Regions from separate parts of the Homo sapiens genome. Here region 2 is linked to region 1. Evidence: chromatin loops called from intact Hi-C (ENCODE). Cell type or tissue: GM12878. All regions are shown on one strand. Each heading gives the region's core, and the rest is flanking DNA. Links, peaks and the distances in the headings are about the cores only.

Evidence for each region. Hi-C counts contacts between places; a loop is a spot of excess contacts. Peaks named below come from ENCODE experiments on the same cell type or tissue, not always from the same donor. Only the 100,000 strongest peaks of a DNase experiment are listed, where the experiment ranks them.
Region 2: a loop joins it to region 1, with 3 times the contacts of the local background. A loop is called at or near these places in 2 of 110 quality-filtered maps.

The regions. Positions count from the first base shown.
Region 1 is chr2:109,137,958-109,150,443 of GRCh38, forward strand. All of the region lies in intron 1 of SH3RF3 (SH3 domain containing ring finger 3), which reads left to right. It overlaps MIR4265 (microRNA 4265), which reads right to left and starts at 3,631; the gene lies at 3,533-3,631. It also overlaps a transcript of RANBP2 not described here. RefSeq lists a silencer at 11,624-11,673. In GM12878, for the core only: no CTCF peak of the experiment used is centred there; DNase peaks (open chromatin) are centred at 5,441 and 6,074; H3K4me3 peaks cover 227 bases.
Region 2 is chr2:109,600,537-109,613,022 of GRCh38, forward strand. All of the region lies in intron 1 of SEPTIN10 (septin 10), which reads right to left. It also overlaps a transcript of RANBP2 not described here. Among named protein-coding and RNA genes, the nearest start is that of SEPTIN10, 7.2 kb to the right of the region's middle. RefSeq lists an enhancer at 12,320-12,486. In GM12878, for the core only: a CTCF peak has its summit at 11,247; a DNase peak (open chromatin) is centred at 8,959; H3K4me3 peaks cover 2,873 bases; H3K27ac peaks cover 3,361 bases.

The sequences.
Region 1 (12,486 bases), core at 2,752-10,751:
CTGTGTGGAGTGCCTTTACCCATAAATGCAATGGCAGACACATACATTTATTTCGCAGATCAAAATTTCTTTTTTTTTGAGACAGTCTTGCTCTGTTACCCTAGCTGGAGTGCAGTGGCACGATCTCGACTCACTGCTACCTCCGCCTCCAGGGTTCAAGCTATTCTTCTGCCTCAGCCTCCCAAGTGGCTGGGACTATAGGCGAGCACCACCACGCCCGGCTAACGCCCGGCTAATTTTTTAATATTTTTAGTAGAGAGGGGGTTTCACCGTATTGGCCAGGCTGGCCTCGAACTCCTGACCTCGTGATCCGCCCGCCTTGGCCTCCCAAAGTGCTGGGATTACAGGTGTCAGCCACTTCGCCTGGCCTCTCAGATAGAAATTTCTAAAAAATCTGTAGGGAGAAAGTAGTGGGGTTTCAGTTTTGCATGTGGGAAAAACAAAAGGCTTGGGAGTTTAGCTGTAAAAGAAAGGACAGTTGCTGTTGTTGCTGGGACTTCAAGGCTGTTGTAAAAATTAGCTTGGTGCTGCATTTGCTGGCAAAGTGGCAAGCAAATTTTGAGTAATATTCTGGACTTCATGTATTGTATTGAACTGGATCTTTTAGAGAGGGGTCAGGGCAGCCCCTGGGCAGCCCGCTGCTGCTGGTTCATTCTAGTCTTCCTGTTCATCTGCAGTGAGGAAGTGGGTCACTCTTCCTCTGGGTCTGCACACCCTGCCTGCAGACTGCAGCTGTAGGGAACACACAGAATGAATGGTGGCCCAGGTGCTGGGGCTGTGGAGCTGTCACCATGGCCCTGTGTGAGTGCTGCTCTTGAAGACTGGCCCAGAACGAGTGATGTTAATAATTAATTCAGTCCACACATATGTACTGACTGCCCACCCTGTTGCAAATACTGTGTTAAGCACTGGAATATACATTGTTCACAAAACCAGAAGTGATCCAGGCCTTTCTGCAACTGACCATTCAGAGGACACTGTAAACAAATAGCCAATAGGTATCTCTTGACATGTGGTAATAAGAGACATGAAGACAAGGGGCCACAGCCTGATGATGGCAGGGGACGTGGAGTCATGGGTGATGTCTGTGGATTTAATTATGCAGCTTATTTTATTTATCAAAATGTATCCACATCTTTACTCTTTTATGGATAAGCCACTGGATTCCTTAACTCTTTATAATCATATCCCAAATCTGCGTAACTTAAAAATTGCATCCTATTTTCTCTTCCCAAGCACAGCCAAAGGTAATTAAAACCAGATGTGTTTGCATGAGAAAATGCGTGCAGAGCATCAAGAATGTAGATTGTGCTAAATTAATGTCGCCTTAACAAAGATAGCCAATGAGACTGACCTTTTTTTTTTTACTGAGTTCATGATGCCCATGGGTTAATTTTGTCACTAGCAGTCATTGTCTGGACCAAGTTTGTAGTCTAAACATGTGCAGTATGAAAGGTGAATGCTCTCACACAGTCACACTCCTAATAGGAAGACAACTCTCTTGTATCCTGAGCGGCATCCCCCTTGTGCCTTCTGTGGCTGAATTTGTGTTGTGGACTATAGCAGAGGGAAAACTTCCAATGCTAGAAATCTGAGTTTTAAAAATTAATTTAAAAATGTGTTCCTTATGGAATTGGGAGTGTATCTGCTGTCTCGGTTTGACAAACTAAGCTTTGACTTGTGTACAGTAACAAGAGTTTTCCTGGATTTAAAGTTGTTGTCCCCAGCATATCAAATGAGGTGACGTATATCAGATCCTGTGGTTGAGCCTCACAGTGCAGAAGGGCACCTGCTATGGGTCAGCAGCCCATTGAACAATGGAGTTTAAGACTTGCAGTTTTTGAGCTTTTCAATCACCTCTTTGCCAAAGACCAATGTGTCCATTGCTTGGCAGTTTGACATCTGGAGTCGTGTGGACAGGGGTCTACATCCAAAAGGCAGCGCCACTGGGGCTTAGTTTGTTCAGGTTTGTGTTCCTAGGCAGATGGAGGCTGTTTGTCTCAAATATAGCTGCTTTAAAAAAACAGGAGGGTTTATTGATCAGAGGTAGTGACTCATGACGTTGAAACTGTGCCTACATAACTCACATGACAAGGCTGGGGTGAAGAGGACAGGTCTGCGGAAGGCTTTCCACTTAGTCCTGGGAGGCCCCTTTTCCCTCTGTCCACCGTCCCCTCCTGCACCATCACTGTCACTTCTTTTCTGAAGGCTGCATTGATGCACATGGTTGGTGCATATGGGTCGATTGATGCACGTGGTTGCATGTGGTTGACGCACGTGTTTGGAGTTCTCTCTCTTCCTGAGATCAGCTGCATCCAGCCATGGACCTTCTCTTTTGCCGGTTCTTTGTGAATCATAAATCTACTTATAATGCCTTTACATACTGATGTTCTTTTTCTATTTTTCCCAGACTTCAGAAATTTCTTGCCTTTTTTTTTTTAGAGACGGAGTCTTGCTCTGTCCCCTAGGCTGGAGTGCAGTGGTGCGATCTTGGCTCACTGCAGGCTCTGCCTCCCAGGTTCACACCATTCTCCTGTCTCAGCCTCCCGAGTAGCTGGGACTACAGGCGCCCACCACCATGCCTGGCTAATTTTTTTGTATTTTTAGTAGAGACGGGGTTTCACCATGTTAACCAGGATGGTCTTGATCTCCTGACCTCATGATCCACCTGCCTCAGCCTCCCAAAGTGCTGGGATTACAGGCGTGAGCCACCATGCCCGGCCAATTTCATGCTTTTTAGATTTATGGGAAATAGAATTTTTTCCCTTCTGCAAAAGGCCTATGTGCTCTACACGTGGTTAATAGCCAGTCTATGCAATATGATTGATGTTAAAGGTAACATCTCCTCTGTGTCCCCAAACTAATCAGTGCCCCATCTTAGACTATCAACACCTACACAGTCTGGCCCCAGGGGTATCAGTTTTCCACTTGGTACTATCACTGCTGTAAACAACTTCATGGGCTGAGAAGCCCTTACTTTCATAACCCCCACCTTCCATCCGGGGCTGCTGTGAACTGGACAACCCTAAAGCATCCTGACAACCAGACTCCTGTTGGGCAGGCGGTATCTGGCTGGTGTGAGCCATTTACATCAGTTGTATTGAAGGGATCAATGCTATGCTGGGACCCATCCTTGGTGCTCATTTTAGTCGACTTCATCCAGGTGGAAAGATGCAACCACACCCCCCGGAGCCCAGGTTTCTGCGGATTCCTCTCTTTTGTCTCCCTTCTGTGCAGTTTCTGGCTCCATTTTTATTTGTTCAGGCTGTTTCAGTGACCCTTCCTCACTCTTCCCCTCTGTGGGCCGTGCGCATTCCTGGCAACCAGTGCTCTGTCGGCTTTTGCAGTTGCCACTGGCTGGCTTTCTGGAGGCAGCCTCTCGTCTCTGCCTGGGTCCCTCTTCCTCCAACTTGCTCAGTGATGAGTGGGGCTCAGAGCCTCACTCACAGGCTGCCCTCCGCACCGCGCCAAGCTCATGGGAGGGGCTCGAGACCTCTGCAGCACCTAGGCACATGCCTGCCTTTCCCAGTGACCAGGCCCAGCCCAGAGCTGAGCCCACAGCTGCAGAGATCACCAGTCCCCAGGCTGACCAATTCTTTACAGGTGTAGGCTGAAGCTCCAACCCACTGCACTTTTCTCTATCGTGAAATCGGATGTGAATTTAGGGTGCAGATCCCAGGAAGAGTGATGACGCCTGGGGATAACAGTGTGTCTTGACAGAAGAGTTAGGACCCAAAGCCAGCATCTCCCAGGAGAAAGCAAAATAGTCATTTTCTAGACCCCGGGGAACAAGTCTCCTGACAGTATCAACAGGAGGGGGTACTGGTTGGAGAAGGAGGTCAGGGTGACGGTTGTGTCCAGCTCAGCAAAGCCAGGTCCTCGCCTCCTTTCACCCATGGGACCCCCCAGATGTGCCAGTCTGCTGTCGGCTGCCTGCTTCTCCTACCTCCTGCAAGCTCTGCAGGTGGCAGGGCCCTTTCTACACTCACGGAAGTCTCAAACAAACTTCTGTGACACCTCCTCTGGTGTGTGGCCATCATTTCCAGCCCCCTGCCCAAGTCCTCTTCTGGGGTCCTTGAGTCTCCTGGGGGGGGGGTCTCAGGTATGTGCCTAGAACTTCTGCTGCAGCCCCTGGCCTGTCCCCTGGGCCCCACCCTGAGTCACCTACCGGGTGGGGTCCCTGAGCTCCTGGAGAGCAGCAAGGGAATGCTTCCCATGGTCCAGCCCCCTGGGCGGACTCTTGCGCCTTTGTGACTGGGTGAGCTGTGCATTTCCAGTTCTTTGCCAGCTGCCCCACCTCCCCACCCACATCCCTTCCATTGGTGTTCTCAGGAATAGGTGTTTACAGTCTTATTTTTTCTTAAAAATTCCCATGCATGTTATATTCTACTCTAAAATGTGCCTCCTCTGATTTTAATAGGACCCCAAAGCACCCTGTGGGGTTAGCTCCACAAACTTGGAATCAAATATGTGTCCCGTGACTTCTTCCCATTCCCTGGCCCCCAGCACCCACACAGGCACCCAGCTTGCAGGCACAGCGGCCGAGAGTGAGGGAGGGGCTGCCTCCTGGGCTCCCCAGGGACAACGGGGCACTCTGCTCTCCCCAGTGGCTGAGGGAGGAGGATTCTAGTCCTGTCACCAGAAGCCTCTCTGGGTTCTCTGGGGGCAGAACGCCTCTGCTTGGCTGCATCTTGGAGCCCTCCATCCTGGAGTCACCTGTGAGGTCAACTGAGCGGAGCATGGGCTGTCGGGCCTGGGTTTATTTTCTGATCGTTGGTGTCCTCTGGCTTCACCTGCCAAAGCATCGAGGATTGTTGTTGACTGATGGAAGTGCTATAGGCTTGTCGGTAAATGTGGGGAAAGGTGGCTGTCATTGTGGGACGTTTTCACTCTCTAAACTTAAGTGGGAAATTTCTGTCAGGTTGAGGAATTGTCAAGGATGTCGGCTTTCAAGGTGACAATTGTCGTGCTGACAGATACAGCACATGGGTGGTAGTGGAGTGCCGGGGGCTTGGGGCTGGTGTCCTGGCTGCTGGAGTGTGATTTGGCACTAGAGATGAGGAAAGGGAAAGTGCCACTGGGATGCTGGTATTCCTGGTGGTGTCCCTGAGCCCGGGAACCCAGTGTGGGGGGCCTGCCATGATGGCCACAAGGTAACCTCAGGAGGAACCTGGGAAACGTTTTATATTAAAGTTTTCATTTAATGGTCCATTCTGTTTGTCAAGTGGTGCATATAGAAAAATTGTGGCAGTTGCATGGAATTTCATTTGGAAACAAATTTAAATAAAAAGTGAGTCAATTTAAAGGAACTCATTAAGTAAGTATCGTGAAACTGAGGCTTGGAGGACCATAGTTTGGATAAAAAATGCCTTAAGTTGAAGTGAAATCAGAACCTCAAAGCGAGATGTGCAATCTCATGTTCATTTCAGCATTATTCACAGGGCCAATATCTGAAAGCAACCCAGATGTCCATCACCAGATGAATGATAAAGAAAGTGCAGTGGGCTGGGTGCAGTGGCTCATGCCTGTAATCTCAGAACTTTAGGAGGTCAAGACAGGAAGATCGCTTCAGCCCAGGAGCTTGAGACCAGCCTGGGCAACATAGCAAGTCCCCATCTCTACAAAAAATAAAAAAAGAAAAAAAGAATCAGCTGGGCATGGTGGTGCATGCCTGTAGTCCTAGATACATAAGAGGCTGAGGTAGGAGGATTTCTTAAGCCCAGGAGGTTGAGGCTGCAGTGAGCCGTGATCGCACCACTGCACTCCAGCCTGGGCAACAGAGTGACACCCTGTCTGAAACAAAACAAAACAAACAAACAAACAAACAAAAGGCTGCCTGTGCTGTGCTGTATACACACACACACACACACACACACGTATATACACAAACAATGGAATATTATTCAATCTTAAAAAAGAAGGAAATCTTTCCATTTGTGATGGCATGGATGAGCCTAGAGGACGTTATGCGAAGTGAAACAAGCCACAGACACAGAAAGGCAAATACTGTGTGATCTCATTCATATCCGGAATCTAAAAACACTGAATTCATAGAAGCAGATAGTAGAAAGGTGGTTACGAGGCGCCGGAAGTGTGGGAAGAGGAGATACTTGTCAAAGAGTAACACTTTCAGTTATAAGATGAATGAATTCTGGAGTTCTACTGTGCAGCATGGTGACCATAGTTAACAATACTCGATTATATACTTGAACTTTGCTAAAAGAATAGATTTTAAGTATTTTCATGACACCACGAAGGTAACCACGTGAGGTGATAGATATATATTAACTGGAATGTATATGTATATCAAATTATCACTTGTATACCTTAAATATATACAATTTTTATTTGTCTGTTATACCTCAATAAAACAGGGGAAATATAAATTTAACATGATAATGAAAAGTACTTTTAAAAAACACACAAAGCTGCCTCAAGTCATAGAACAAGCAGACCTAGCTTTCACCATGACGTCTCTAGGTTTGTTCTTTCAGCCCTGGTTTCCTGTGTGTCTGAAGGCTCACGCCCAGCTGTGGATGTGCTGAGGCTTTGTATGAGGGAAGAGTTTGAACGAGGTGAATATGAGGAACAGGGCAATTTTATGCTTGCAAGCAGCGTTGGGAAAATTGCTTTGTTTGATTTTTAAACCTAAATGGCAAACATGAGAAACCCAGCCTTTGGGATTTATTTTGGACATGACAGGTGTTCCCCGAGTCCTTATGCCACTGCACTGGGTCCAGGTTGGGCCACTCCCAGGCCCACCTCCAGCTGGTGATGCATGCCTGGCAGGGGCCACCTCACACTGTCTGCATCAGTCAGGCACCAGGCTGGAGCCTGAGCCACAGCAGAGCACTGACCCGGGGTTGAGAACCAAGAGACGGGCAGGGGGCGGAAGGCATGGTGGGAATAGGCCTCGCTCAGCAAGCTTTGTTCCCAGAGCTGGGGTGCTGGGGCGGTGTGGACACTGCGCACTGTGGGGTGAGCGCGTTCAGTGCCGATCTCAGGGCAGCGGGCTCACACCCGGCTCCTGGGCTCTAACAGGTGTGGCATAAGAAACTCAGGGCTCCGTGTCAGGAAGGGCCCTTTGGAGAAGCTCGTAAGCAGAGTGTTAAGGGCCCTCTTACGGGGCCTGGAGTCATCTCTGAGTCTTCCCTCACCGGCTCTGTCTGTGTCTCCAGGTTTGGTCATTTCTTTCTCTTGTAAGGGGCAGTTCACTCCTGCCTTTCTGCTGCTTCTGAGACAGAGCCGTGTCCTGGCTGGGTCCTTCCTGACCACGGTCTCCCCAGTCCATCTGTGCCTGTGGCCCCGGTGATTGTCTTAAAATGCTGTTTGGTGGTTACAAGCCCACTCAGCCCCCTTTAGTCCGGACTTCATGCCAGGTTTGCAGTCCCATGGCCCTGCTCATGACCCTGTGAGCCCTGCCCCTCTCTTATTCCTGCACTGTGTTCATTCCTGCTGTTGGCTCTTTGCTTATGGAAGACCGGTCGCCTTCACCATTGGTCTGTCTGTCCGTGAGGGAATGCCGCCTCCTTTCTCATCTGTGGGAGGCTGCAGAGAAGCCCTCATGAAAGGGGCTGCTTCCTCACACATCCTCCACCCCTAGGCTGTCCGGGGGGCCTCACTGTTGCACGCATGGTCGAGCGACCTTTGGCACTGCTATCGCCATGCGTTTCTAGACTCTCGTGGACTTCCTAAGGAGCACTTTTCTAGAATTTATCTTCTGGTTGTTTTACAGGTCTTGGGTGTTCTCACAGGTCAGGACCACACCATCCGTTGAGCCTCCCCACCCGTGTGAAAGGGCGGGAACCCAGGAGCAGTATTGGTTTGTTGGTTGGCATGGGGTCAGGGGTGTAGTGGCCAGTGGCAATGCTTCCACATCACCAGGCTGAAAGGCAGGACGGAGCCGCAGAGCTGGGGAGGCTGCGTAGGGCTATGGGTGTGCGTGGAGCCCTGGAGCCCGAATGCCTGGGTTCATGTCTCCCTCCCCACACATTGTTGCTGTGTACCCCTGAGCAAGTCAAGGGGCTTGGCAGTGTGACCTCCCGGCCGCAGTGTCCTTGTCTATGTGGGCCGACGGAGTCCATGCGGGCCGAGGGAGTCCATGCAGGAAAAGTGCTGAGAGAGGTACCAGCTGAACAGTTAGATTTAGTGAAGGTGAGGTGTCACCACTGTTACTGTTCTTGAGTCTTAAGTTTTCATTAGAATACGTATTAGAATGCATGGTACACTAATAATGGCCATTATTATTGGAGCTAACACTTGTTGGTCACTTAGTTCTGGCTGCTCTTATAGCCAGATTAAGGGTCAGGCAAAGGGCATCAGTAAAGGTCCCTGAAATGTTACTGGGACAAATTGCCAAAGGGATCATTCCAGCTTCCCAAAGGTGGCCAGGGCCTCAAGAGCAAAAGAATACTAGTGACTAATCACTCCTCTGTATCACTGGCCCATTTCTGTGGAGTCTGTGGAGTCTTCTTGCATCAATTCCGTGCCAAGAGGCCTCCAGTGTGGTGGACAAGCTCATGGGTCCTGTGAATGTTCAATGGCAGGAGGAAGGGCACTTCCTAGCACTTTCTTGTTTCTGTTTAGGATCCAAGAAGCCTACCTCTGAATGCACGCTCTCCCCAGCACCACCTTCAGGCCCAGCCCTTCCTCCACCATGGGTCTGCACCATGGGTGGCTGACTGACCATCTCCTTGAGGCTGCTTTGGTCCCCAAAGTCAGGCTGGGACCCTGAGGAAGGGCCTGGATTGGGGGGCCCCATAGAGTCTACATCTGAGTATCTTTTTTTACAATCCTTCCTTCGAAAACTTGCGGATCTCTCCTTTCTTTAGTGCCCCCCCCATTCCTTCTGTTTTCCTCTGTCCTCCCCTTCCTAACCCTCCCCTCCCCTCCCCTCCCTCTCTTCCCCTCTTCTCTTCTTTTTTCCCTCCCCCCCCCCCCCCCCGCCCCAATATCCTATGAAGGCCTCAGAGTCCTGTTAGAAAACACTTCTGGCAGTAACTGTTCCCATCTTTCCTCCTGGGCCCTTCCCTGGGACTCATCTCCCAACCTGATGATGTCTCAGGCTTTCTCCTAAGTAGAGGCTCTGCCCTCCCAACAACTGTCCAAACAAGTTCTCTTCTTCCCTGTCTCGTTTTCCCCTCTTGGTGACCCTGGAGCGAGTCAGAGGGTGGGTTTCTTTTTGTCCAAAAGACAGAGGTTGGCTGGCACTTCCTCAAGGTGCCTGGGAGAAAAGACCGGGATGCCTGGACTTTCTTGGAATTACAGCTGTCCGCTGCTGCTGAGAGGTTTGCTCGAAAGATGTAAATATGGGGGTGTGGGGAGGTGGTGCTGCTCTCTCTCTATCAGAGGCACATCAGGGAACCTCAAATGCTTTTGTGGACGAGACTATCTCTGCGCTGATAAGCACCTTGTTGTTGCTGGGGCCAGATGAAAGATAGTTGTTGAGTTGCAGCTTCAGTATGCTGTTTGTATACTAGAGAAACATCATATCTGTGCGTATTTATAATTTTCCATCTACCACTTGGTCAACAGATCTGATAAGAAGCCCACACTTGAAGGAATTAGCACTAAATGGAATGCTAAACATAGTACCGTAAATGGTCCAAAAAGAGGCCTAGTCAATTATTCAGGAGGGTTATATCAAGGTCTCATAGCGTGTTATCGATTCCCAGTTCTCTTGAAAATGATTTATTTGTCAATTGCCCATGAAGTGACCTTTCTTGTATAGTTTCCGGCTTCTGGGTCTTAGGGCACTTTGGTTTTGTAATTTTAATTTCTCTTCTAAATATTTACGAAGTTAACAAGCAGTTGTTTTAGCTAAAATATCCCGAATTGGAGCCTAGCCCATTGATCTGTCATTTAATAACTCCTGTAGATGAGTATGCATATGCATTTCCATATATACATATAAAGTTAGACCTTTTATAAACTCTGCGTTTATAGTTATTGATTGGCAGTTCATCTCTTTAAATGAAGAGTTTTGGGGACTAGCTCATTTCTGCTGATCTTTACAGGTTTGCTTAAGATCTGTGGGCCCCTCAAAATCCATGGTATCATGGACAAGGTCAGTCGGGTGGTTTGTTGCATGGTGACTGTGGAATTCGAGTTCAGGGAAGGGACCATCTGGCTGGGCTGCCAGCCGGGTCCTACACAGCCCCCTTTGTGTGGCCTTTTGGTCTCATGCACCCAGTATGCAGTGTGTTCTTACCGATGGTGGAAACCTGGCTCTCCCACCTGCCTGCTCTAGGACTCAGGCAAATTGGGTACCTTCTGCAGTATCTGTTTTCTCTTGTGAGATGGGCCCCGATCATGCCACATGAGCAGAGCACGTGAGGGAATCCACCGGGACGGTGTGCTGCAGCCAGCCCAGGCCAGAGCGCCATCCGTGGTTCTTCATGTCACTATGGCAGAGCTCATGAGCCAGCCATCATAGGGAGGGCTTCTTAAAGGCGTTCTTTTTTTCCCTTTTTGGACAAATTGGTAAGATGCTGTAGCTCAAACTGTGTACAAATTTCTGCACGTGTGGGCTGATACTTTGGAAGAATGAAAGAAGGGTTGAGTAATTGGCTCTGGGGAATATTACTGCTGACTGGTGCCATTTTGATGAGTAATAGACCCCATTAGATCACAGTAAAATACTCGATTATGTATAATTAAAGATGGCATTAGTCAGGCAGAAGCCACAGCGTTTAAAAATGTGAAAGGGATAATTTCTAATGCTGAAAAGTGCATTCATGGCTGAAGAAGCAGAGCGTAATGTGTAGTGAATTGAGTTCTGAAGTTACTGGGGCTCGGTCATAGACAGATGCTTGTTTAGCAGGACAGCTGGTGTTCTTTTATTTTTAGGTCTCAAAAATGTGTAGGGACAGCAATCATGGCAGTGTTTTTTTTTAAAAAGTATTTTAGGTGAATTCATGGCTTGTGGAACAATTCTGATTGGTGGTTTTACCCAAAAAAAATCAAGTTCTAGACTTTATTCTTTGTGGAGCAGACAGAGCCCAGGCAAGCTTTGGGAATCTTTGTTTCCCTGTTTGCACTTCTGGCTTTCAACTGCAGATCCCCCTTTCTCTTCTCATTTATTCATTTGCTCTTTCCTTCCTTCAGAGGCTTCAATTGAGTGCCTCATGCAGGCCAGACACTGTTCTGGGCTCTGGGAAGGAGCAGGGAGCCAAGCTGAGACTGGCCTAGGAGCTCACATTGATGGAGTGGGCAGGACTCAGGGCAGGGCCACACTGCTGTCCTTGGTCCACACCCACTGCTTTTATTCGGACTTCTCTAGTCAGACACTAAGAATGTTCTATGGCCCCCCGGGACCCGTTCTCTGGGAGATCCATTGGCTTAGAGCTGAGAAGTCTCTTTGGCTTGACTTGAGCTCCTCTACTCCATTTAATCAAGAGTCAAGTGTCTGGCAGAGACTTTCGTTATTAATAACGTAGCTATTAATATTCACATTGACAGTCATTTGCACTTCTAAACCTCTTTAATCTCAGAGGTTGCCACAGCATTTCATGGACCTCAGATGAATGGCTTCAAAGGAAGGCACAGGGCTCTCTACCATGAGGACCCAAGGGGAATTCGCTTGTTTGACAGAGCAAGTGTGTTAAGGCAGCCGTCCCTGGGTCTTGCATGCAAGGTCCAGCAGGAGGACAGCTGAGCATCTCCCTGCACGTGTCCATTGAGCACCCACATGTCCTTTGGCTCTCTGTGGCAGCAGCAACGTTGCAGAGAGCAAGATAGTCTGGCCTCGTGGTGCTTACGTTCTAATTGGTGCCATGGGGGCTCTATCAAGACGTTGTGAGTAAGTGACAATTGGAAAACCTTAGCTACAGTGGAGATGCTTTGTAGTGCAGGTATTTTTGTACTCCAGTTGGACTTAATTAAGATTAAAATACCAGGGGGTTCTTTTTCTGCTCGTGGATATTTTTTGTCCCAGTGGAAGGTTGAAATCACTTTTTAATTGCAGCTGTGTTCTTTTATTAAACTAGTGGTTCTTGACTTGGGGTGCATGTTGAAGTCCCCTGGGGAACCTCCCCAAACACTGATGTCTGTCTCAGCCCAGGGCCCTGTGATGGGTCTGGGTGCAGCCTGGCATCAGATTCAACGGTCCCCAGGTGATGCCAGTGCTGGGGTGAGCAGCACTGATCTAAACTGCAGAAGGCCAACAAAAGGTGGTGTAGAGGAAGTGGTTGTGAGAGCCAGCACCTGGAGAATCCTGCCAGATCTGCACCTGGAAGATGAGTTGGACATGGCCAGGTAAAGAGGGAGGAAGAGTGTTCCAGCGGAGGGAATGGCAAGCATGGAAGCCTAGGGTCCTGAGGAGCTTGGAGCAAATGAAAGGAGGGGAAGGGTTGGGGGAGGGGGCATGAGGCTGGAGAGGATGGCCGAGGCAGGTGGTACAAGACCATGCTAGGGATTTTTGTCTATAACCTGATGATAGTCGAAGCCATTTTATTTATGAGCCTGGAACTACTCTGCTCATTATTT
Region 2 (12,486 bases), core at 4,052-12,051, 460 kb after region 1:
TGAAAAAAAAAAAAAACCACAAACTGTTTTTCCTCTGCTCTCACACAACACAGGATAATTTTGTGACCAAATGTGGGAAGTTTTTTCCCACCCACCCACCAAGCAATCAGTTTTGTAGTAGACACTAGCTGGGTGCCCTCTAATTTAATTCTGACTTCTCTACTTGGCAATAGAGTGAGATCCCACAGACTGAGGGCTAGTCCCCAAGACTCTGCCCCATTCCCACTCCACCTCTGCTCATCGCCAGCCCCAGGTTATTTTCCAATGCTTCTAACAAATGGCTAGAAATCAGGGTCCCCACAACCCCCATCTCGGGTTCAATTAATTTGTTCATTTGCTCCATTTACCAGTTTATTACAAAGAATATTTTAAAAGATACAAATAAACAGCCAGATAAAGAGATACAAAGCTCAACATGTGGAAGAGTCCCAAGCCCAGGGGCTTCTGTCCCCATGGAGGAGGGTATGCCACCCTCCCAACACATGGATGTGTGTAAGCCTCCATGTGTTTGGCCATCTGCAAGCTCTCTGAACCCAGTCCTTCTTGGTTCTTAAGGAGCCTCCATTATACAGGCATGGTTGATTAACCACTGGTCACTGGTATCAATTAACTTTCAGCCCCTCTCCCTTTCCTAGAGACTGGGGGATGAAACTGAAAGTCCCAACCCTCTAATCTTGCCTTGTTCTTTCTGGTGACCAGCCCCATCCTTAAGCTACCTAGGGGCTGCCAGCCACCAGTCATCTCATTAGCATACAAAAGACATCACTTTGGAAGTTTTAAGGATTTCAGCAGTTGTATGTCAGGGGTCAAAGACCAAATACATATTTCACAATAAACACAAGTGTATAAAAGGGTCCATTTCATTATATATTCATCAGTACAGGGTATTAACAATTTTTAAATTTCTGTCAATTTGACAGGCAAAACTAACATCTTAATTTAACTTCTAGTATTTTAAACATTTTTCAGCTTACTGGCCATTTCTCCTATATTTCCATAAATCACCAATTCATGTTTTCCCACTTGCCTATCAGGGTACTCCTTCTTTGTTTCTCTTATTAGTAAGAGCTGCTGAGTATAACTCTTTGCTTGTCATGTGTATCATAAATATCTTTTCCTGATTTATTACTGACCCTTCCAGTTTTCATAAAGACTAAACTATAAATCTTTTTCTTTACGGCTTCTTCCTTAAATATAAAGCTCAAAATATCTTTCTACACCCTGAAGTTAAAAAAAAAAAAAGCAACTAAATCTTCCTTTATGATGTCTTACAGATTAAGTTTTCTAATACTCTACAAGTTACTTTCTAGCACTGTATGAGTCAAGGAAATATGACTTTTTCCCAATGTTGTTAGCCTACCGCAGCATAAGAGGATTAAGGGACAGCAAAGTATATTCAGTCCGTCATATGGAAATGCGCTTCCCGAGGGAAAAACCAGGACCCATGAATAGACTAGTGAGGCAGATTTTGACACAAGGAAGGGAAATGACTGAAGGATTCAAGTTGTCTAACAGAGAAATGAGCTGCCTAGGAAGCACTGAGCTCAGACCCTGGAAGGGTTCCAACAGCGGCACAGTAACCCCTATCAATACTACAGAGCTGATTTCCGTACTAAGTGGGTAACAAAGGTAACAATTTTCTAAGATCCCTTTCAACTCAGATTTTATGACTATAACTTGGAACAAGCAATGAGAGAAAGTTTGTGATGTGAAGAATGAAAACAACTTACAGAAACTGCATGAACAGAAAGGGAGATTAAGGACAATAAAATTAAGATTAAGACAATAAAATTGCATCTTATTGATGTGAAAAGACCCTGTGGAACTAAATCTCAAGGCTTATTTAAATAAAAAGTAAGCCGGGCACGGTGGCTCACGCCTGTAATGCCAGCACCTTGGGAGGCCAAGGCGGGTGGATCACCTGAGGTCAGGAGTTTGACACCACCCTGACCAAAATGGTGAAACCCCATCTCTACTAAAAGTACAAAATTAGCTGAGTGTGGTGGCGCATGCCTATAATCCCAGCTACTCGGGAGGGTGAGGCAGGAGAATCGCTTGAACCTGGGAGGCAGAGGTTGCAGTGAGCCGAGATCGCACCATTGCACTCCAGCCTGGGCAACAAAAGCAAAACTCCATCTCAAATTAAAAAAAAAAAAAAAAAAGGATTACTAGATGGCTCGAATTCCTTCAAAAGAGAGCATGTTCCATGCAGGCTAGGTGACAGAAAAGCCAATGAAATTTGAGAAGTCATTTATTTAGCCCAGGAAAAGCAAATGAGAGAGGAGCTGAAGAAAAGGGGAAGGAAGAGAAATAGATACCCATTAAAAGGACTTAAAGCCTGAACAACATAGGCAGACCCTGTCTCAAAAAAAAAAAAAAAAAAAATTAGCCAGGCACAGTGGTGTGTACCTGTGGAAACTGATACTTGGAAGACTGAGGCAGGAGGATCATCTGAGCCTGGGAGGTCAAGGCTGCAGTAAGCTGTGACTGCACCACTGTACTCCAGCCTGGGCAACAGAGCAAGGCCCTGTCTCAAAAACAAAACAAAAAAAACAAAACAAAAAAGCATTAAAAGGACCTAAAGTTGACAGGAACATCTGGGAAAAAAGAATACTTAGGAATCAGTGTGAAGTCTATCAATGCTTATTGTTTTTCACTTACTCCACAAATGTACATAATGTTATTATTATCATTATTAATATTATTATTTTTTTTTTTGAGACAGTCTCACTGTGTCACCCAGGCTGGAGTGCAGTGGCGCAATCTCGGCTCACTGCAAGCCCCACCTCCTGGGTTCACGCCATTCTCCTGCCTCAGCCTCCCCAGCAGCTGGGACTACAGGCACACACCGCCACGCCTGGCTAATTTTTTTCTGTGTATTTTTAGTAGAGATGGGGTTTCACCCTGTTAGCCAAGATGGTCTCAATCTCCTGACCTCGTGATCCGCCTGCCTCAGCCTCCCAAAGAGCTGGGATTACAGGCGTGCACCACCGCGCCCGGCCTCATAATATTATTTTTAAAGCCTTACATTTTAAGGACAGAATAACAGACCCCAGGTATTGTGGATCGAAGCTGTATAAATCAATATCCTTGCAATTTAAATCTTAGTACAATTGGGAGACATACATACAACTAAAAATCTGGAAAAGACACTCAGGGTATAATGAAATCTACATAGTCAGAGAAAGCACTGGCAAGAAAAGGCTTGAGCAGAGACTTGATGAAGAAACAGGAAATTTCCTAGCAAATAAAGACAAGACAGGTTGGGCGTGGTGGGTCCTGAGGTCAGCAGTTCGATACCAGCCTGGCCAATATGGTGAAACCGTCTCTAATTAAAATTTTAAGCCGGGCACGGTGGCTCACACCTGTAATCCCAGCACTTTGGGAGGCCGAGGCGGGCGGATCACGAGGTCAGGAGATCGAGACCATCCTGGCTAACACGGTGAAACCCCATCTCTACTAAAAATACAAAAAAATTAGCCGGGCATAGTGGCAGATGCCTGTAGTCCCAGCTACTCGGGAGGCTGAGGCAGGAGAATGGTGTGAACCTGGGAGGTGGAGATTGCAGTGAGCCGAGATCATGCCACTGCACTCCAGCCTGGGCGACAGAGCGAGACTCTGCCTCAAAAAAAAAAAAAAAAAAGAATTAAAAAAAAAATTAGCCAGGTGTGGTGGTGTGTGCCTGTAATCCCAGCAACTTGGGAGGCTGAGACAGGAGAATTGCTTGAACCTAGGAGGCAGAGGTTGCAGTGGTTGAGACTGCGCCACTGCACTCCAGCCTGGGTGACAGAGCGGGACCCCATAGAAAGAAAGAAAGAAAAAGAAAGAAAGGAAAGAAGGGAAGGGAAGGGGAGGGGCGGGGCGGGGAGAAAAGAAAGAAAGAAAAAAGAAAGAAAGAAAAGAAAAGAGGCCGGGCGTGGTGGCTGAGGCCTGTAATCCTAGCACTTTGGGAGGCCGAGGCGGGTGGGATCACGAGGTCAGGAGATCGAGACCATCCTGGCTAACATGGTGAAACCCTGTCTCCAGTAAAAATACAAAAAATTAGCCAGGCATGGTGGCGGGTGCCTGTAGTCCCAGGTACTCAAGAGGCTGAGGCAGGAGAATGGCATGAACCGGGGAGGCGGAGCTTACAGTGAGCCAAGATTGAGCCACTCCAGCCTGGGTGACAGAACGAGACTCTGGGGAGGGGAGGGGAGGGACAACACAGTAGTGGAATCTGCGTGTGCCAAGGGTACAAATATAACTGGTATGGTTGGAAAATCACAGTGAGCTCATCACTGAAGCCCAAGGAGGCTTACATGTAAATGCAAGGACAGCAGAAAAGGTGAGGCTGCAAGAAGCTGACTTCATGATTCTGAGTCCAAGTGACTCAAACTAAGGTCACTGGAGAGACGTCACTGTGAAGCAGGAAAGAGAATAGGAGAGGAATCAGCACAGGTTTGATGCAACTTTGGAACTACTGAGTTTAAGGTTCCTATGAGCACCTTGGATCCCTCAAAGAACTTTTATGTAAAATTTTACATTATCAAAAACAAATATACGTGGCCCAGTGGTAATTCTCACTTCTCTTGAAGTTTCCATTGATTCCTTGAGACTTGAATTGTTCTACACTGATAAGAGCATTAAAGATTCAGCTTAATTCATCAAGCCAGTCAGGCTTAGTTTTTGGGCTGAATATAATTATACCATATTACTAGTATGATCAGGCAGATCACCTGAGGTCAGGAGTTTGAGACCAGCCTGCCCAACATGGTGAAACTCTGTCTCTACTAAAAATACAAAAATTAGCCAGGCATGGTGGCAGGTGCCCGTAATCCCAGCTACTCAGGAGGCTGAGGCAGGAGAATCGTTTGAACCCGGGAAATGGAGGTTGCAGTGAGCTGAGATCGTACCACTGCACTCTACTCTGAGCGACAAGAGTGAAACTCCATTTCAAAAAATAATAATAAATAAATAAATAAATTGTACTTGAATAACAAAGTTAATTCATAAAAGTATAACATAATTTTCTGACTAAAAGGTAGGTAAATGGGAAAGTGTAGCTAAAAAAGCTAATCAGAATACCTGAGGATAAGCTAAATAATATCTGTATAATTTTTGTAATCAACAAAAAAGAAAATATATAGCAAAATATGCAAATACAAAACAAAATTATTTTCTCCAACTGTTCAAATTATAATGCTGTATTAGGTTCTTTAGTCCTCAGAGTTACATGGAAACTGTAAATTATAATTCTTTTCTATACAACAGAATTTCTGTTACTATGTGACAAGCAGCCTATCTTCTACCAAAACAGAGAGCCCCCAGAAATTCTCTCAATGATCCATGTCACAAAGAAGAAGAGTTAGCATGACATCAGTATAAATGTATGTTAAGAAGGCTGTTAGAATTAACTGTATAGTAGCAACAGATGCAAAATGCTGCATCATTAAGAACTGCCAAAGCCTGGAATGAGGTCTGGGGCAAGGAGGTACAAAGACAACATGGAGGAAACAAAAGACATTTTGTGCAAGGATGTGTGAAAGTTGCATCTCATCCAAAAAACTAGAGATAACAGTACTCAGCTCATGGGCTGGGAGAATAAAATGTGGTAACACAGGCCGGGTGCCGTGGCTCATGCCTGTAATCCCAGCACTTTGGGAGACCAAGGAGGGAGGATTACAAAGTCAAGAGATTGAGACCACCCTGGCCAACATGGTGAAACCCCGCTTCTACTAGAACTACAAAAATTAGCTGGGTGTGGTGGCACATGCCTGTAATCCCAGCTACTCCGGAGGCTGAGGCAGGAGAATCGTTTGAACCCGGGAGGCAGAGGTTGCAGTGAGCCAACACTGCACCACTGCATTCCAGTCTGGCGACAAAGCAAGACTCTGTCTCAAAAAACAAAAAATAAAAAATAAAATGTGATAACACAAGGGAAGTACTTGCCATGGTGAATGCACTTCAGCATCTGGTAGCATTCAATTACCATAGTGGACATAGTTATAGCCATAAAGGACAAGTCCACAGAAAAATATATCTTGACTACTTTATTACCTGCAAAGATCTTCAGAGATTACTAGGCCACTAAAAGTTGAAAATAATAGCTAAAAAGTTCCCTTTTATTAAAAAAAAAATTGCACTAAAAATTTTAAGCTTTTTTTTTTTTTTTTTTTTTTTTTGAGATGGAGTCTCACTCTGTCACTCAGGCTGGAGTGCAGTGGTGCAATGTCGGCTCACTGCAACCTCCGTCTCGCAGGTTCAAGCGATTCTCCTGCCTTAGCCTCCCGAGTAGCTGGGACTACAGGCACGCACCACTAGGCACAGGGTTTTACCATGTTGACCAGGCTGGTCTCAAACTCCTGACCGGAGGTGACCCACCCACCTCAGCCTCCCAAAGTGCTGGGATTACAGGCATGAGCCACCACGCCCAGCAAAGCTATTTCTTTCATGAATAGTGAAGAATTGAAAGGCTTCTCATGTTATTTTAAGTTTCAGCATATAAACAGTGTCAGACAGTGAATATTCTTCCTGTCTAAAATGTCTAGCCTGCTCTTCTCCGCTAATCCATGGCCATCGCTTCGTTTACTATTTAGCTCAATATTGAGCTTTTTGTAAAAAGCTTTCATTCTACTTATTTAAAGGTAGTATAAATCATAATCACACAAATAATTTGTATTTTCCAAAAATTCATATTAGTAAGCTGCTTGGAGTAAGACTACAGTCTCCATAGAAACAATATTACAAACAGCTAAGGTCCTGAGTAAGTTCTTGAATGCCTCATTTAACTTATAATGTACAGAGTATTTAGTCTTAGACTGTTTTCAAATCTAGTAGCAGACTCAGAAGAAAAAACATATGTTGCCCTATTGCTAGGATGGCTAACCATGGATCATGCATTCTCAATGGGGGCAGTACCTGTATTATCTCTCCCCCTAAAGAGAGCAGAAATCGGTTCTTGGGAGGACAAAAATAAATAAATAAACAAATGGTCTGTGGCCCTCACCAAAGCTCAACCTTATCTGAAAAATGTATATTCTTTAGTACTGGATTCCTCCCATTAGGGAGAACTTAATTACCTGGGCTAATTTAATAAAAATTAAATCTGTTATTAATTACATTTTATTTAAATGTAATTTTTCTCCTGAGGGGGTAATAATGAAAAAATGTTGAGAAACACTGTTCTAGATAAACCTTGAAAAAGGCAAAGTTTAGTCTTTCCTCCCCTGACTTCTCACCCAACCTGCCCTAAATCAAAACTACCTACCTGTGTTCACCCCTAGGGAAACTCTGACTTCCTTGATTCCCAGGATCTCCCTAGGCATTAGGAAAGTCACCCACTGACTAACTTGTCTGGAGGTATCTATACTTTTATAAGACGACAAAAGGACTTTCTATAAAGTAGATTTCATGCAGTGCAAATGGGAAAAAAAACTGAAGATTATGCTGGAGATGGGGAAAAGTTCAATGTCTGTTTCTGAAGCCGTGACTCATTCAGATTGAGCAGAACTAGCTACTAATTTGTCAGTGAGAACATTTCTCATCTATACACATAGAATTAAACTTAGTCAACTATCCTCTTAAAGGTCTTTTATAACAAAAGCAGCTTTTTATTTTAATTTTCAAAAATCATTTGAGTAATTCTGGACTAATTTAGAGCTCAAGGCAATGTTCCTGCCAAATAGTATATATGCAGCTAAGGAAAAATGTCACCATGCACAGCTTCTATTTGTCCATGAGAGACTGGGATACAGTTTTCTCATGGACACTCACAGAACATTCAAGGTATCCATCAATATACTCCCTACCTAATATTTCACAATTTGTGAACTCTTTCTATGTAACACGCACTCTAAGACAATAGGACTTTCTTGCTATCCCCATAAATACAGACCACACAGAGGGCAGGATAAACTTGATCTGATTCTTAAGGGAGGAAGGTAAAGGAAATCAGAGAATAGCCACATTTCTACCTTATCTTTGGTAAGTTCCTTGGTCATATGATCTTAGGCTGAAACTAGTGAGGAGGGGCTGGGGAGCCCATCCTACCTGGCACAGACCAGGGAGCCTGACCAGGTAGCCTATTTACTAAAAGTAATACCAACAAAGTATAAGTGCTATATCCCAAGCTATTAAATCATATTTGTTTTAAGGTATTTAACATTAGAATTTAAAATATTTTACTTTCGTCATTATGACTATGAGATACATGATTCCTCCTCCAAAATCCTTAAATCAGTAGTAGATACAAATCCTAAAAAAAAATTAAATTTTCTAAATAAAGCATTATCTAAATCAACCTTCCAGATATTATCAGAAGAAAGTGTAAGAATTAAAGTTCTCATTACAAAAGCTTTGCGCATCAGGCATTTTATACTAGGAATGCTCAAAATCTAAAGCAGAGATAAATCACATTAATATGGTTGAAAGCAAGGGTCCTGTATGTATTCTTGAAGAGAGGGACTCTATCCTGCAGTAGATTATAAAAATTTAAGAGCATCCTTCTCCTTCTTTCCCACAGACCAAAATATATCAATCAATCAATCAATTAATCCAAACATAACCTGGCACTATGTTATAATGAAAATCGGTCTGGGACTATCTGAAAAGTATGACACTATCAGTGTTTCAGCCTAGGGAAAGTGGGGCTTCATTAGAACATAAGTGTAGATGAACAAACAGCTCCTGGCTGCCTGCAAGCATTTATAATTTATTCATTTAACATTCAGCAAGAATAAAATTGTCCAAGATAACATACTTTCCATATAAAAAAATAATGCCTGTCCTCAAAGATATATGAGTATGGCTATGGAGGATACAAAGAATAATACAGGTTGCTCTTCCAGAAAACAGATCATTTAATTAAGGACGAAAAAAATGCAGAGTTTACTTGATGCAAAAGGTTAACAATACAAAAACATAAATTAGGAGGTACTGCAAGGTAGCATATGACCAAATACCAAATGAGAAGCAGCCTGGCTGCCAGGGGCTGGGGTTCTCTGGGAAAGCTTCAGAGGAAGCAGCATGGGAACTGAGTCTTTTCACTGCCGAGATCGCGCCACTGCACTCTAGCCTGGGTGACAGAGCAAGACTCCGCCTCAAAAAAAAAAAAAAAAAAAGATCAAGAAAGAATTAAGAATCACAACTTCAAGACAGAAAGTAAAACAAATGAGAAGCCTCTTAGATACGAAAATTATCCTCACTGAAGAAAAACTGAGAAGGAATGAGAAAAAAAGTTCAGAAGCATTGTAGCTAAAACAGGAAATGACAAATGCGGACAGGAATTGCAAAGATTTGGTCACCACTTAAAAGGTAAGGATAACTGAAGAAGTGGAAAATTATGGCTGTGTTTCTCGGGAGATGAAAAGGCAGTCAGTGGACTGTACTCAACACTATTTCAAGATCCACTATCTCAGTCAACAATAACTAATTATACAGCCAGGATCTCCTGAATCATAAAATGATGCAATTCCTAATAAGGAGCATGGTGGAGATAATGGCAGGGACAATATGACACAGAGCAGATCTCACAATCACTAGCTGTGATTCCTTAAGCGAGACACTAAACTTCCCTGAGGTGTTTTTTTTTTTTTAGACAGAGTCTCACTCTGTCGCCAGGCTGGAGTGCAGTGGCGCGATCTCAGCTTACTGCAACCTCCACCTCTCAGGTTCAAGTGATCCTCCTGCCTCAGCCTCCCAAGTAGTTGGGACTACAGGCGCATGCCACCAAGCCCAGCTAATTTCCTGTATTTTTAGCAGAGATGGGGTTTTACGGTGTTGGCCAGGATGGTCTCAATCTCTTGACCTCATGATCCATCCATCTGGGCCTCCCAAAGTGCTGGGATTACAGGTGTGAGCCACTGCGCCCAGCCACTTCCCTGAATTTTAATATCCTCTTCTATTAAAAAAAAGGTCTGGGCCGGGCATGGTGGCTCACGCCTGTAATCCCAACACTTCGGGAGACTGAGACGGGTGGATCACCTGAGGTTGGGAGTTCAAGACCAGCTTGACCAACATGGAGAAACCCTGTGTCTACTAAAAATACAAAAAATTAGCCGGGCGTGGTGGCACATGCCTGTAATCCCAACTACTCAGGAGGCTGGGGTAGGAGAATCGCTTGAACCAGGGAGGTGGAGGCTGCGGTGAGCTGAGATCATGCTATTGAACTCCAGCCTGGGTGACAAAGCGACATTCCGTCTTCAAAAAAAAAGAGAGAAATGAAGAGAAATACTATGTACATGAGTTAGAAGACTCAACATAGTAAAGCTATCAATTCTCCCTAAATCGATATAAACATTTAATGTAATTCCTCTCGAATCCCAGCAAAATTATTTGTAAATATAGATAAGACGATTCTAAAACTTACACAGAGAGGCACAGAACTAGAATAGCTAAAAATCTGGGGGAGAGAAGAATAAAGTGGGAGAAATCAGTCTACCTTATTTCAGACTTACACAGCTACAGGAATCAAGACTGCGTGCTAACGGAGAACCCAGAAACAGACTGAAACAGACCCACACAAATATGCTCAACTGACTTTTGACAAAAGTGCATCAACAACTCAATAATGGAAAGGGAGCCTATTCAACAAATGGTGCTGGAGCAACTGGACATCCATAGGCCAAAAAATGGCCCTCAACTTAAGTCTGACACCTAACAGAAAAATTAACTCAAAATGGGTCATAACATAAATGTAAAACATAAACTATAAAACTTTTAGGAAAAAAATAAGAGAAAATCTTTGGGATCTAAGGTTAGGCAAAGAGTTCTTAAACTTGACACCAAAAGCACAATCCATAAAAGGAAATAATGATAAATTTCAACAAAACTGAAAACTTTTGCTTTGCAAAAGACCCTGTTAGAAGATGAAAAGATAAACTACAGACTGAAAGAGAACATTTTCAAATCACATATCTGAGAAAGGACTGGAATCTAGTATACCTAAAAAACTTTAAACCCAACAGAAAAAAAAAATCTAACTAGAAAATAGGCAACATGTTGGGAGGCTGAGACGGGAGGATCGCTTGAGCCCAGGAGTTTGAGACCAGCCTGGGCAACATGGTCACACCCCTGCCTCTACAAAAAATACAAAAATTTAGCCGGCTGTGGTGGTGCACACCTATAGTCCTAGCTACTTGGGGTGGCTGAGGCAGGAGGATCGCTTGAGCCCAGGAGATTGAGGCTGAGGTTGAAGTGAGCCATCTTGGCACCACTGCACTCTAGCCTGGGTGACAATACGAGAAATCCAAGTTAAAATCACCATGAGGTGTCACTATATACCTATAAGAATGGCTAAATTAAAAATAAGGACACCACCAAATGCTGGTAAGGATGTGCAGAAACTGGACCTCTCATACTTTCCTGGTAGGGATGCAAAATAATACAGCCATTCTGAGAAAGTCTGGCAGTTTCTTACAAAACTAAGCATGCAACTACCATATGACCCAACAATTGTATTCCTGGGCATCTATCCCAAAGAACTGAAGACTTATGCTTACATTATGAGTTACTGTACATGAATGTTTATAGCAGCTTTATTGCCAATAGCCAACAACTGAAAACAACCTAGATATCCTTCAAACTGTGGCACAATCATACCATGGAATACTACCCCAGCAAACTGCAGATATATGCAACAACCTGGATGAATCTCCAGAACTTTGCTGAGTTGAAAAAAAAAAAATCCAATCTCAAAAGGTTACTAACTGGGTGATTCCATTATATAAGTCTTGGAATGACAAAATTATAAGAATAAAAACGAATCACTGATTGTCTGGGGTTAAGAAGGAGGCAGGGCAGGAAAGAAGTGTGTGTGGTTATAAAAAGGCATTAAGGGATCCTCCTGGTCCTGGGAACATCCTTTATCTTCACTGTATCAATCAATGACAATATGCTGGTTGTGATATCGTACTATGGGTTTGCCAGATCTTATTGTGGAAAGGTGGATAAAGGGTACAGGGTTCTCACTATACTGTATTATTTCTTACAACTGCATATTAATCTACAATTAACGCAAAATACAGTTTAATTCGAAAATAAGTAAAGTTAGCCTCAAAGCAAATTAAGTACAATTAAAAATAAATCTAACATCAGCTAAATGAAGTGTTCTCTTCTGCTCAAGCTTGTTTGGATACGTAATCTATGAATCAAAGAATTTATAAAACACATTTTCCTCACCAGGACCCCTCAATTTTCCCTCACTCACACATGCACACAAACACAGCAACTGAGACAAGGGGGTCCAGACAGAAAATTTGAGATTTTTAAAAAATACGCGATAGAATGAAAAGAGACCTGGGCTGAATCAGGGAGAAAAATCTTTGTCCAGGTTCTATAAAACAAACCAACGGTGTCACTTTGGACGGATCCTCTAATCTCTCAGCCTGCAATCTGAACTGTTTCTACAATTTAAACTTCTCATGTAGGAGGTTGCTTAGTAGAGTGGTTCTCAAACTTTTTGGTCTCCAGCCTCCAAAGAGCTTTTGTTTACACAGATGAAAACCACCA